Regions from separate parts of the Homo sapiens genome. Here region 2 is linked to region 1. The links are chromatin loops, found by intact Hi-C in ENCODE. Cell type or tissue: heart right ventricle. All regions are shown on one strand. Each heading gives the region's core, and the rest is flanking DNA. Links, peaks and the distances in the headings are about the cores only. Region 1 overlaps P2RX6 (purinergic receptor P2X 6). Region 2 overlaps CRKL (CRK like proto-oncogene, adaptor protein).

What was found. A loop is a pair of places that touch in the nucleus more often than their neighbours do. Peaks named below come from ENCODE experiments on the same cell type or tissue, not always from the same donor. Only the 100,000 strongest peaks of a DNase experiment are listed, where the experiment ranks them.
Region 2: a loop joins it to region 1, with 2.5 times the contacts of the local background. A loop is called at or near these places in 1 of 110 quality-filtered maps.

Annotation. Positions count from the first base shown.
Region 1 is chr22:21,016,704-21,024,050 of GRCh38, reverse strand. P2RX6 (purinergic receptor P2X 6) reads right to left here. Exons shown (of 12, transcript NM_005446.5): 3 at 5,991-6,062; 4 at 1,300-1,375; 5 at 1,016-1,109; 6 at 853-933; 7 at 635-776; 8 at 433-542. Among named protein-coding and RNA genes, the nearest start is that of P2RX6, 5.2 kb to the right of the region's middle. In heart right ventricle, for the core only: a CTCF peak has its summit at 3,049 (motif pointing left); no DNase peak of the experiment used is centred there.
Region 2 is chr22:20,940,933-20,946,412 of GRCh38, reverse strand. The region is part of intron 2 of CRKL (CRK like proto-oncogene, adaptor protein); the gene reads right to left. Among named protein-coding and RNA genes, the nearest start is that of LINC01637, 13 kb to the left of the region's middle. In heart right ventricle, for the core only: no CTCF peak of the experiment used is centred there; no DNase peak of the experiment used is centred there; H3K27ac peaks cover 565 bases.

The sequences.
Region 1 (7,347 bases), core at 1,873-4,372:
CCAGGAAGCAGAGGTTACAGTGAGCCGAGGTCGGGCCACTGCACTCCAGCCTGGGTGACAGAATGAGATTCTGTCTTAAAAAAAAAAAAAACAAAGCTGAAGGGGAGAAGGGGAAAGTAAAAATGAAACACCCCATTGCTGTGGAGGGGAGATACTAGAAGCGAGGTGGGGTGGAGGAAGGGCTGGCAGTGAGGAGCCTGAGCTGGGCAGGGGCCTGGGACAGATGGGGTGGAGGGCTCAGGACTTGGGGCAGCAGGACGGAGCCTGTGCTGGAGGATGTGGGGTTGAGAACAGCTCTCTCCTGCTCCTGGGACCCCCTTGCACACGTAGTGGAATATCTAGAGGCCTGGGCCTGGGTGTGGTCTGTCCTGGCCGCCACAGTGAGAGGGCGATGGGCCCAGCAGCTGGGCACTGGGAGCAGTGGGGCCTCACCTGAAGTTGTAGCTCTTCTCCTGCAGCTGGAAGGAGTAGTGAGGCCAGCAGCCAGAGTCCCCGGTGTCCAGGTCACAATCCCAGTGAACTCTGATGCCTACAGAGCCACCCTGCACATAGCACATAGCTTTTCCACCGGTGGGTGGGCCCGGGACCCTCTCCCAGAGCCCTCTAGGAACCCTGCCCCCAACTTGGGACCCACCAGCAACGCCAGGTCCTCGAAGGTCCCTCCAGCCTTGGCCACGAGGTCCCCAATGCGGAACACGGGACAGTAGGGGCTGAATTGTGGTTCATAGCGGCAGTGCTTAAAATAGGTGGGGTCCCAGGTCTCCAAGGCATTGGACCTGGGAGGAGTGGGAAAGGTCAGATGAGGTAGGGGACAAGGAGGGTCTTGGGGCAGATGAGACCCACTCTGCTTACTTAGAGAAGTTGAACTTGCTGAAGGTGACTGTGTTTTTGATGAACAGTGTGAAGTTCTGGGCCTGGGCCAGCAGGGGCCTCCTGCAGGTGGAAGGGAGGTGACAGCCTCTGCCAGGCCTGGGGCCCTGCGCCAGTTGGGGTAGGGGATTGTGGGGACACTTACGAGGGCACAACGCCACTCTCCACGGGGCACCAACTCCAGATCTCACAGGTCCTGTGGGTCCCATTGAACACCACACACTGGCCTGTTTTTACACCTAGAAAACAAAAGATGAACTCCAGACCTTCAAATCTCTGCAGGCCTGGGGAGGCCTTCAGCCAGGGGGTTGTTGGCAGAAAGAGAGATGCAGGGACAGAGGCGAGCAGGGCCTGCACTCAGGAGCCACCCAGGATCCCAGCCCGGCCCCCACCCTGCTGGGGGCACTGGAAGACAGAGCCCACAGTTACCGTGGCTGTGTGTGCCTCCCTCCCCTTCGGGGCAGTCCTCGTCGACCCAGCAGTTAGCCAGTGGGACGGACGGGTGCTGAGGTGGGAGAGAGAGCAGTCACCAATGGCACAGGGGATGTCTCCCCTCCACAGCCCAGTCTCAAAGGCAGGGAGGTTCAAGGTGGGAAGGACAGGCCCCCTTCCCACCTTAAACAACCTCACCACCCCGCCGCCAGAGTACCCTGAGTGTGGGGCCACACAGGAAAGCTGGAGGGTGCAAATAAAAGGAGGTGGTCAGAGGAGGGAGCGGAGCAATGCCCTGGCCAGATGAAGGTACAGTACTGTATTTCAAAGACAAAGGGAGACCCCTTTCCTCCTTTTTCAAAAAATTTATTTTTAGTGATTCGGTCTCACTCTGTTGTCCAGGCTCTAGTGCAGTGGTATGATCATGGCTCACTACAGCCTCGCCCTCCCGGGCTTAAGCAATCCTCTCACCTCAGTATTCCCAGTAGCTGGGACTACAGACACACACCACTGTGCCTGGCTGATTTTTTAATATTTTTTTTTTGTAGAGATGGAGTCTTGCTATGTTGACCAGGCTGGTTTTTAACTCCTGGCCTCAAGCAATCCTTCTGTCTCAGCCTCCCAGAGTGCTGGGATTACAGGCGTGAGACAACGCACCCTGCCCCTTCCCTCCTGACAGTTCTGTCCCTGGTGGATGCGGAAGTGATTCTTCCAGGTCTAGCTCCTCTGGTCCAATTTGGATGACAGATCAGGGAAGGTGAAGATACCTTGGGAGGGTGAGTTTTTGATGCCCGGCATGGGGACATAGCTGACAAAGATCAGGGCCCTAGAGTCAGGGGCTTGGGTATTGAAGCAGGACCCCACACCCTTGCTGAGGGACCACAGGCTACTCCTTCCTGCTCGCTCTTCTGTAACCTGGGGACATTAATGCCTGCACAGAGGCATAGGACTATGGGGCTCTGGCAGAAGGGGAGGACAGGTGAGCTTTCTGGGGTCCCAGACCCCAGAGACGAAGGCACCCTTGAGCATCGGGCACTCTCCCAGGCATGGTCCTGCCCCAACTGAGGATGGACACTGCTGCCCAGGGCACTCAGCTCAGGGGCAGCAGGAAGAACACCAGCACCAGGGGCGCAAGGAAGGCTGAGGGCCTCTGAGAAGCCAGAATGAGGCGGTGGGACTTTCTGAAAGACAGGGCCGTCGTGATTGGGTGGAGGTCGGAGCAGAGCCACATGCTCTGCTTCTTTGTCCCTACCTATGTCCTGTGTCTGCCTCTCCTCTTCACCCCAGCTGGGCTACCGTCTCCTCCAACTAGACCCCACAGTGACCACCAGTGGGGCCCCCACGTCTTCCCATACCCTCATCCACCTATGCCCAGCAGCCCAAGTGGTGCATCCCAATGTGCAGGAAACTGAGCACCCTGCCTCTGAGCCCACGTGTGGCTCTCTTCTGTTCCTCTAATCAAGTTTAGCTCCTGCCAGGCACAGTGGCTCACGCCTGTAATCCTAGCACTTTGAGAGTCCAAAGTAGGCGGATTGCCTGAGCTCAGGAGTTCGAGACCAGCCTGGGCAACAAAGCAAGACCTCATTGCTACAGGAAAAAAAAGAAAAGAGAAAAAGAAAACAAACAAACAAAAACAGTTTAGCTCCTTAGTGGGGCTTACAGGGGCCCCTGAAATCCTGAACTACCTTCTTCCCACCCCAGTCCAAATCTTCACTTCAGCTCCACCCAGTGGCAGGTAGCCCTAAAGGCACCTCACCTCACACAGCTCAGGGCCTTTACCCACCAAGCCCCCTCTGTGTCGACATCCTGCTTCAACCAAATCCACCTGCTCACCAGCTTCTCCCCACCTTTTTTTAAGATTCTGCTTGGCCTGGCACACCTGTAATCCCAACACTTTGAGAAGCCAAGGTGGGCGGATTACCTGAGGTCAGGAGTTTGAGACCAGCCTGGCCGACACAGCAAAACCCTGTCTCTATTAAAAATACAAAAATTAGCCGAGTGTGGTGGTGTGTGCCTGTAGTCCCACCTACTTGGGAGGCTGAGGCAGGAGAATCGCTTGAACCAAGGAGGTGGAGGTGTGCAGTGAGCCGAGATCACGCCACTGCACTCCAGCCTGGGTGACAGAGCGAGACTCTGTCTCAAAAAAAAAAAAAAGAAAAAAAAAAAAAAGATTCTGCTCAAGTGCAGCCCTAGGTCCCCCACCTACAGCCTCTGTCCCATCATAGGACCTGCCACCTGGGCTGGGCTGTCCATGTGGGTGGTCTTTGAAGTATGGGAGATGGAGTTTTGTGAATTTAGCCTAGCTAGCCCCCTGGCCCAGCGGGGAGGCTCAGCGGTGTCTGCTGAGGGAGGTGACACTATAAAGAGCATGGTGCATGTAAGGGAGGGATCAGGCACCAGGATCCCTAGAGGAGCTGGCAGAACTCTGGTCTTCCGGGAAAGCCAGGTTGTCAGATCTGATAATTACGACCCAGCCCTGACGTTTCATGGGAAGAGCCAGAAGTGTGGTTGCAGACAAAGAGGAATTGCACAGATTCTGAAAAACACAGACCCACAGATCCAGCCAAATTTCAGAACGGTCTACAAACTGAACACTAAATGCACATCTGAGCATTAAGAAAGAGAAGGACATTGTGTGGGTTCACCAAGAGTAAGCACATCCTGCCAGGCACAGTGGCTCATGTTGGGAAGAGGCCCCCAAAATCTGGCCATAAACAAAATCTCTGCAGCACTGTGACATGTTTGTGATAGCCACGACACCCACACTGGAAGTTTGTGGGTTTACCGGAATGAGGGCAAGGAAAACCTGGCCCACCCAGGGCGGAAAACCGCTTAAAGGCGTTCTTAAACCACAAACAATAGCATGAGCGATCTGTGATTTAAGGACATGCTCCTGCTGCAGCTAACCAACCAGAGCCCATCCCTTTGTTTCCCATAAGGAATACTTTTAGTTAATCTATAATCTATAGAAACAATGCTTATCACTGGCTTGCTGTCAATAAATATGTGGGTAAATCTGTTCGAGGCTGTCAGCTCTGAAGGCTGTGATACCCCTGATTTCCCACTCCACACCTCTATATTTATGTGTGTTTGTCTTTAATTCCTTTAGCACCGCTGGGTTCAGGTCTCCCCGACCAAGCTCTCGGCAGGCTCACGCCTGTAATCCCAGCACTTTGAGAGGCCGAGGCTGGTGGGTCACCTGAGGCCAGGAGTTCGAGACCAGCCTGGCCAACATGGTGAAACCCCGTCTCTACTTAAAATACAAAAATTAGCTGGGCACAGTGGCGGGCACCTGTAATCCCAGCTACTCAGGGGGTGAGCAGGAGAACTGCTTGAACCCAGGAGGCGGAGGTTGCAGTGAGCCGAGATCGTGCCATTGAACTCCAGCCTTGGGGACAAGAGCAAGACTCCATCTCAAAAAAACAAACAAACAAAAAGAGTAAGCAATCCTTTGTGCATATTTCCAACTACGGACATGGGATGTCTCCAGCAACTGTGCTAGGACCAGCCACCAGGGCTCAGGGGACAGCTGTCTGCACAACGACCCTCCAGCCCAGGAGGCACGTAAATGTTGGACTTGCCTAAAGATGTCACTGTGGAGGTAAACTTTCAGGACTATGTCCTGAGTCCCAATAGTTCAAACAAAATTCACAGCTGGAGAGAATGAGCATGCTCTGTGACAGATGCAGGATCCCAGGGACATCCCCAGGCAAGGGGAAAAGGTGAAATGTCAGGGGGAGAATCAGCATTTCTGGATCAGAAATGAAGAAGAACAAGGTGGGGGACTCTGGCTTGACCACGGTTGATGTAAAAACTATCCAGAAATCAGGCCGGGCGTGGTGGCTCACGCCTGTAATCCCAGCACTTTGGGAGGCCGAGGCAGGTGGATCATGAGGTCAGGAGATGGAGACCATCCTGGCTAACACCGTGAAACCCCGTCTCCACTAAAAATACAAAAAAAAAAAAAAATTAGCTGGGCGTGGTGGCAGGCGCCTGTAGTACCAGCTACTCCGGAGGCTGAGGCAGGAGAATGGCGTGAACCTGAGAGGCAGAGCTTGCAGTGAGCTGATATCTGCCACTGCACTCCAGCGTGGGTGACAGAGTGAAACTCCGTCTCAAAAATAAAACAAAAAAAACTATCCAGAAATCATAAGCAATCCTGAATTCACCATGAGCAAGAGTGTGCTGTGTTGGCCCACAAAGATGAAAGCTGCCTCAGGACATATTAATAGAGGCTGGGCACAGACAAGGGGAGGTGATATTCCAGCTTGGCTCTTGCTATTAGAACCTCCCTGAGCATGTGCGCAGCTCTGGGTGTCACACTACCAACCTGGAGAGTACCCAGAGGCAGGACCAGGATGGGAGGGCCTGGACACCTCATGGGAACTGCTGCTGCCCAGAGCTCGGGGTCCTGTCACCCACAGGCCTGGAGGCCTTAAGAAAGTGACTCAACCTCACTGAGCCTCAGTCTTCTCCTCTGAAATGGGGATCACAGGACTTCCTACCAGGCAGGGGATATGTGAAGACTGAACATAATGATTCAGGAAAAGATGTAGCCCAGTGCCTGGGGGACACCGAGCACAGGCTGAGCCTTCAGCCACCTGGGAAGGGGAAAGGGAAACACGGGTGGCCCCCTGGGGCTGATGGAGGAACAAGGGACCCGCTGGGAGGATCCTGGGTAAACTCACCTCTGGGCATCTGCCCTGAACTTGGGCTGGCGTCACAAGGAAGTTGGTCACCAAGAAGAACACGTTCTCTCCCTAGGAGGCAAGTCTCAAGGTTGGCCTGGCTGGGCTCGTGTTGACTGGAAAGGCCGGAAGCCGGCAGCCTGGTTTATGAGGGAAGGGATGTTGGCCCCATCAAGTCATTAACCCTGTCCCCCTGTAAGGCAGACTGAAGCAGAGATGGGAGGCTGGCAGTGGTTCTGGCCATTTTTGAGACCAGGAAGCCTTGTGCCCATGTCCATCTCTTGAGACAAGTCTCTTGTCTCAACCAAAATTTGTGTGTGTGTGTGCATGTGTATGTGTGTATTTAGAGACAGGATTACACTTCGTCACCCAGGCTGGAGTGTAGTGTTGTGATCAGTGCTCACTGCAACCTCTAACTCCTGGACTCAAGAGGTCCTCCTGCCTCAGCCTCCCAAGTAGCTGGGACTACAGGCTCCAGCTACCATGCCTGGCTCCAACCAGAATATTCCAACAGCCTGCTGCTTCTAGTACTGAAGATCCAAGGGAGAGCTGGGCCCAGCACCTGCTCAGGATGGAGACGAGGTGAGTCTCCCATCTCACACACAGCAGCACTGGCATGGCAGGGGCCAAGGGAGAAGAGGGAAAGCTGTGTCTGTGGTCAACGGGTGGCCGAGGACATTGGAAAGAAAGGCTGACCCTCCAGTGCTGCTCGTGAGAGCACTGTGAATTTGGGGAATGTATGCCCAGGAAGGGAAGGTGAGGGCTGGCCAGATGGTGCTGGGAGTGGCAGCCATTAGGATTGGGAGGAAAGTGTGGACACCGTCATGGGCAGGGTTGGGGGAATTCCTGAGGGTAGAAGCAGGCGCTGCAGGCTCTCATGATGCCTGGTGTGAAAGTTCAGCTTGGCTGCTGCGTGGTGTGCACCGAGCAGTAAGGGAGGAGGCGAGAGGGGCATCTAGGGACCCTCTAGGAGGCCATAGTCTCATGCATGGCATGGCATGGGTAGTGGTGAAAAATCTTGGAAGGGACAGGAAGGGGTCCAGGGTGAGTCACGGGTCTGGCTGAGGCACTAGTGGATGTCACAGCCACCATGACTAGTGGGCGTCACAGAGGCCATGCCAGGAGAGGAAAATAATTGATCTTTGGACATGTGGGTGTGCACCTAGAAGACAGCTGTGCTCTGGGCAGGTGATCACTGGGAATACACCCTGGGCATCAGAGGAGCAGAAGTGGCAGTTGAGGCTGGGGATGAGCTGGGTGGAGGGAGGAGGAAAACGCAGCCGAGAAGAGGGGAGGAGCAGCACCTGACCGTAGTGCCCCAGGTCAGGGAGCAGGGCTACAGGGAAGTTCCATGCCC
Region 2 (5,480 bases), core at 281-2,780, 76 kb after region 1:
TCTAAAACACATATGCCAGGGACACTAGTCAGCCCTTTTATGTCTACCAAGAGTTAAATGGCAAGAGGGTACCTCTTGCTGCTGGCAATAGTTTCCTACAGCCCTACTTGTCCAGAGTGTTGTCCAGGAAATGACTCTACTGACTGGCATCTGGCACTTGATTCAAAGAGCAGTCAACGCACTGGAGGGCCCAAGCACTGGTCGTCACAGCAGTTTTTTGGTTCCATAATCAGTCTCCGCTCCCTGTACTGATAGGCTGAGATTGTATGCTTTCAGGTTACATAAAAGTAAGATCAGGAGTACACTGGTGACACTGGAATCATAAATTCTAACTTGAGTGATGTGAATGGGTCTCAGTGATCAAAGAACATCCTGCGAAGTTGTATGCAAATACATGAATGTATGCTGTTTTTCTGAAGACTGCACAACTTTCACTGGATTCTCAAAGGGGCTTATAGCCCCCAAAATATCTAAAACAAAACAAAGCCCATGTACTATAATCACCAGACAGGTATCATCCTGCTCTCTGTGGCTTTTATTCCTCTAGTCATTCAACAAATATTGAACATCTATGTGTAGGCCGTGAAGAGATACAACAGAGGACACAAAGGAGACAAACACCCCTGGCCCTCACGGAGCTGCATGGGTCCACTGCCTGCCCCTGTGTTCTCTGTGCACCTGCACCTGAATCAGAGTAGCCAGAGAGATAGAGGCTTTAAGAGGGCTAGGCTCCCTGTCTGTGTGCCCTGGCTAGCAGTCAAGTAATCTCATACACTCAAACCCACAACTGAATGCTATCTAATAGGGTTTTAATACTGAAGACTTGGTCTCTTTCTTAAAATTACCACTATCCTTCAGAGTAGTAACTTGATTCAAGAGGGCTGTTTACTGGTTAACACAGAGATTTTATTTGGGAAAGGTAGGGGGCGGGGCTAAAGGTATCACAGGCCAGTATGCTGTGGTACAAGAGTATGTGGGCTTTTGGAAAAGAGGAAGTCAAGACACGATCATATATATAAGAAAAGATACAAATTCAGCAAAGTCGCAGGGTACGAGATCAACACATAGATATCAGTTGCGTCTTATATATTGGTAATGAATAATTAAGAAAGTAATTCCAAGCCGGGTGCGGTGGCTCATGCCTGTAATCCCAGCACTTTGGGAGGCCGAGGCAGGCAGATCAGGAGGTCAGGAGATCGAGACCATCCTGGCTAATACCGTGAAACCCCGTCTCTACTAAAAATACAAAAAATTAGCCGGGCGTGGTAGGAGGCGCCTGTAGTCCCAGCTACTTGGGAGGCTGAGTCAGGAGAATGGCGTGCACCCGGGAGGTGGCGCTTGCAGTGAGCCAAGATCACACCACTGCACTCCAGCCCGGGTGATAGAGCGAAACTCCATCCCAAAAAAAAAGAAAGAAAGTAATTCCAGGCAGGGCACGGTAGCTCATGCCTGAATCCTAGCACTTTGGGAGGCGCCAAGATCATGCTGGGCAACATGGTAAAACCCCAATTCTACTAAAATACAAAAAAAAGTTAGCTGGGCGTGGTGGCAGGCACCTGTAGTCCCAGCTACTCAGGAGGCTGAGGCACAAGAATTGTGCCACTGCACTCTAGCCTGGGCAATGGAGCGGGAGTGAGGCTCTGTCTCCAAGAAGAAAAAAAAAAAAGTGATTCCATTTACAATAGCATCTAAAATAAAAATATCCAAGAATAGGCTGTGCGGTGGCTCATGCCTGTAATCCCAGCACTTTGGGAGGCCGAGGCAGGTGGATCACGAGGTCAAGAGATCGAGACCATCCTGGCCAACATAGTGAAACCCCATCTCTACTAAAAATACAAAAATTAGCTGGGCATGGTGGCGCATGTCTGTAGTCCCAGCTACTTGGGAGGCTGAGGCAGGAGAATCGCTTGAACCAGGGAGGTGGAGGTTGCAGTGAGCCGAGATTGCACCACTGCACTCCAGCCTGGTGACAAAGCCAAGACTCTGTCTAAACAAAACAAAACAAAACGAGAATAATTTAACCATGGTGAAACACTTGCATACCAAAAATTATTAAAGACCTAAATAAATGCAAAAACATTTGTGTTAATGGATGGAAAGACTTATGATTAAGATATTAATATTGGCTAGGTGCAGTGGCTCACACCTGTAATGCCAGCACTTTGGGAGGCTGAGACAGGAGGATCACTTGAGCCCAGGAGTTTGAGACCAGTCTGGGCAACATAGTGAGACCCTGCCTCATAAAAGAAATTAAAAAAAAAAAAAAAAAAAAAGCTAATACTACCCAAAGTGATCTACAAATACAACACAATCCCTATCAAAATTCTAACAGCCTTTTTTTTTGCAGCAATGGGAAAACCAATCCTCAAATTCATATAGAATTGCGAGGAACCTGAATAGCCAAAACAACCTTGAAAAGCATCAAAGTTAGAGGACTTACACTTCCTTGACTTCAAAATTACTACAAAAAGCTATAGTAATCAACAGTGTGGTGCTGGCATATGGAGAGACATATAGAACAATGGAATAGAACTCAGAGGTCAAAAATAAACCCACACATTTATGATCAAGTGATTTTTTTTTAACACGTGGGAGTCTCACTATGTAGCCCAGGCTGATCTTCAACTCCTAGGCTCAAGCAATCTTCTCACCTCAGTCTCCAGGGTACCTGGGATTACAGGTGTGCACCACCACACCCAGCTTGGCCAACTGATTTTTGACTAGGGTGCCAAGTCTATTCAACAGGGAAAGAATAACCTTGCTGGGACAACTGCACCAATTTCCACATGCAAAAGAAAGACTCTGAAACCTTACCTCACACTATACACAAAAAGTCATTTAAAATGGATCAACAGCCTAAATACAATAACTAAGGTCAGGCATGGTGGCGCACGCCTGTAATCCTGGCACTTTGGGAGGCCAAGGCAGGTGGATCACCTCACTTTAGGAGTCCAGAAGAGCCTGGCCAACATGGTAAAACCCCATCTCTACTAAAAATACAAAAAATTAGCGGGGTATGGTGGTGAGTGCCTGTAATCCTGGCTATTTGGGAGGCTGAGGCAGGAGAATTGCTTGAATCTGGAAGGCAGAAGTTGCAGTGAGTCGAGATCGTGAGTGCCATTGTACTCCAGCCAGGGCGACAGAGTGAGACTCTGTCTCAAAAAATATAAAACAAAATAAAAAACAAAAACGCTCAAATAACCCAATTAAAAAATGGGCAAAGAACTTGAAAATATTTATCCAAAGATTTGCCAAAAGCCAATATGAAAAGATGCTCAACATCAGTCACTAGGAACATGCAAATCAAAACCACAATGACATACCACTTCACACCTACTAGGATGGCTATAATAAAAAATATGGAAAATAACAAGTGTTGATGAGGATGTGGAAGAATTTTTTTTTGGCGGTGAAGAAGGGAGCCCTTATATACTGCTGGTTGGAATGGAATATGGTACAGCTGCTATGGAAAATAGTTTGACAGTTCCTCAAAAAGCTAAACATAGGAGGCTCATGCCTATAATCCCAGCACTTTGGGAGGCTGAGGTGAGCGATCAGTTGAGGTCAGGAGTTCAAAGCCTGGCTAACATGGCAAAACCCTGTCTCTACTAAAAAATACAAAAATTAGCCAGGTGTGGTGGCACGTGCCTATAATCCCAGCTACTCAGGAGGCTGAGGCAGGAGAAATCGCTTGAACCCAGGAGATGGAGGTTGCAGTGAGCCGAGATGGTGCCACTGCACTCCAGCCTGGGCAACAGAGCAAAACTCCGTTTCAAAAAAAAAAAGCTAAACACAGAATTACCCATTTGACCCAGAAATCCACTCTGAGATATATAACCAAAATAACTGAAAGCAAGGACTCAAACATTTGTGTGTCAATGTCCACTGCAGCATTATTCACCATAGCCAAAATAACGAAAACAACTCAAGTATCCATCAAGAGATAAATGGATTAACAAAACGTGATATATACATAACAATGGAATATTATTCAGCCCTAAAGGAATGAAGTCTTTATCATAATTTCCTGTACAGATGGAGTCTCACTATGTTGCCCAGGCTGGTCTCAAACTCCTTGCCTCAAGTGATCTTCCCACCTTGGCCTTTCAAAGCACTGGGATTACAGGTGTGAGTCACCCCATGCTGGGACAAGAAATGAAGTTTTGATATATGCTACAATCTGGATGAACTCTGAAAACATTGTACCCAATGAAATAATTCAGACCCAAAGGACAAATATTGTATCATTTTACTTATATCAGGTAGGTAGAATAGGTAAATTCATAGACAGAAGGTAGATAGTTGGCAAACTATATAAACCTCAAGCTCTTAGTGTGGGAGCAGTCATGAGAATAAACTTCTCTCTGTGAACCCCTAGCTGATGGTTCTTCTTACTCAACAGCTATCACCAGAGAACAGCTATCACAGAAAACAGAGGTCAGCCTAATGACCAGGATGGGACAGGCCCTGCCTGAACCACACCAGGGCCCCAATTCCATGGCATTCTGACTTAATTTACACATTAGGAAAGAGGAACAAAAACCTTTTAAAAATATTTTTTTCTGGGCCGGGTGCAGTGGCTCACGTTGTCAGGAGTTCAAGAGCAGCCTAGCCAAGGTGGTGAAACCCCATCTCTACTAGAAATACAAAAACTAGCCCGGCCTGGTGGCGGGCACCTGTAATCCCAGCTACTCGGGAGGCTGAGGCAGAGAACTGCTTGAACCCGGGAGGCAGAGGTTGCAGTGAGCTGATATCATGCCACTGCACTCCAGCCTGGGTGACAGAGCAAGACTCTATCTCAAAAAAAAAAAAAAAAAAAAAAAATATATATATACACACACACACACACACACACACACACACACACACACACATAAAATATATATATATATACACATACACAAACACACATATGTATATATTTTTAAATACGAGAATATTCTAAAGGACTTTCTAAAGATTCCTACATTTGCATGGTATTATAGTCAAGGAAAAAAAGCACTTTTGGTACTAAAGAAATAAAGCTGAGATGCTGTGAAGGACAACTGACACAATGTCAAAGACAGAAGGGTGGAGGAGGATCCTGGTCAGTCCTGATGAAAGGTCCAAGGAGGCAAGTGGAAATGATTCCTCGGGCACCAGACATCCACACACCACCACGGCATGGGAAGGACACACCTGAGATTCTTGCTTAAGGTGAATGCTAACTTGTGGGCCTTTCTGGGAAGCCTTGGTAAGAAGGCTTCACGTTGCTAGAATGTGACGTGAGGTGAGGGACAGAAGCCCCATTACACTGGGAGCCTGTAAGCTTGCCACATGGACCCCCAGGGCTGAGTCAGATGCTTCATGATGAACACATACAGCCCCAAGAGCACTGCAGGCCACCCAGCAGGAGGAACTCATGATGATCTCTTAGGGATTCATCATGAGTCCAATACAAAGTCCAATCAGTATTAATGAAACCTAAACTTACTTTGCAG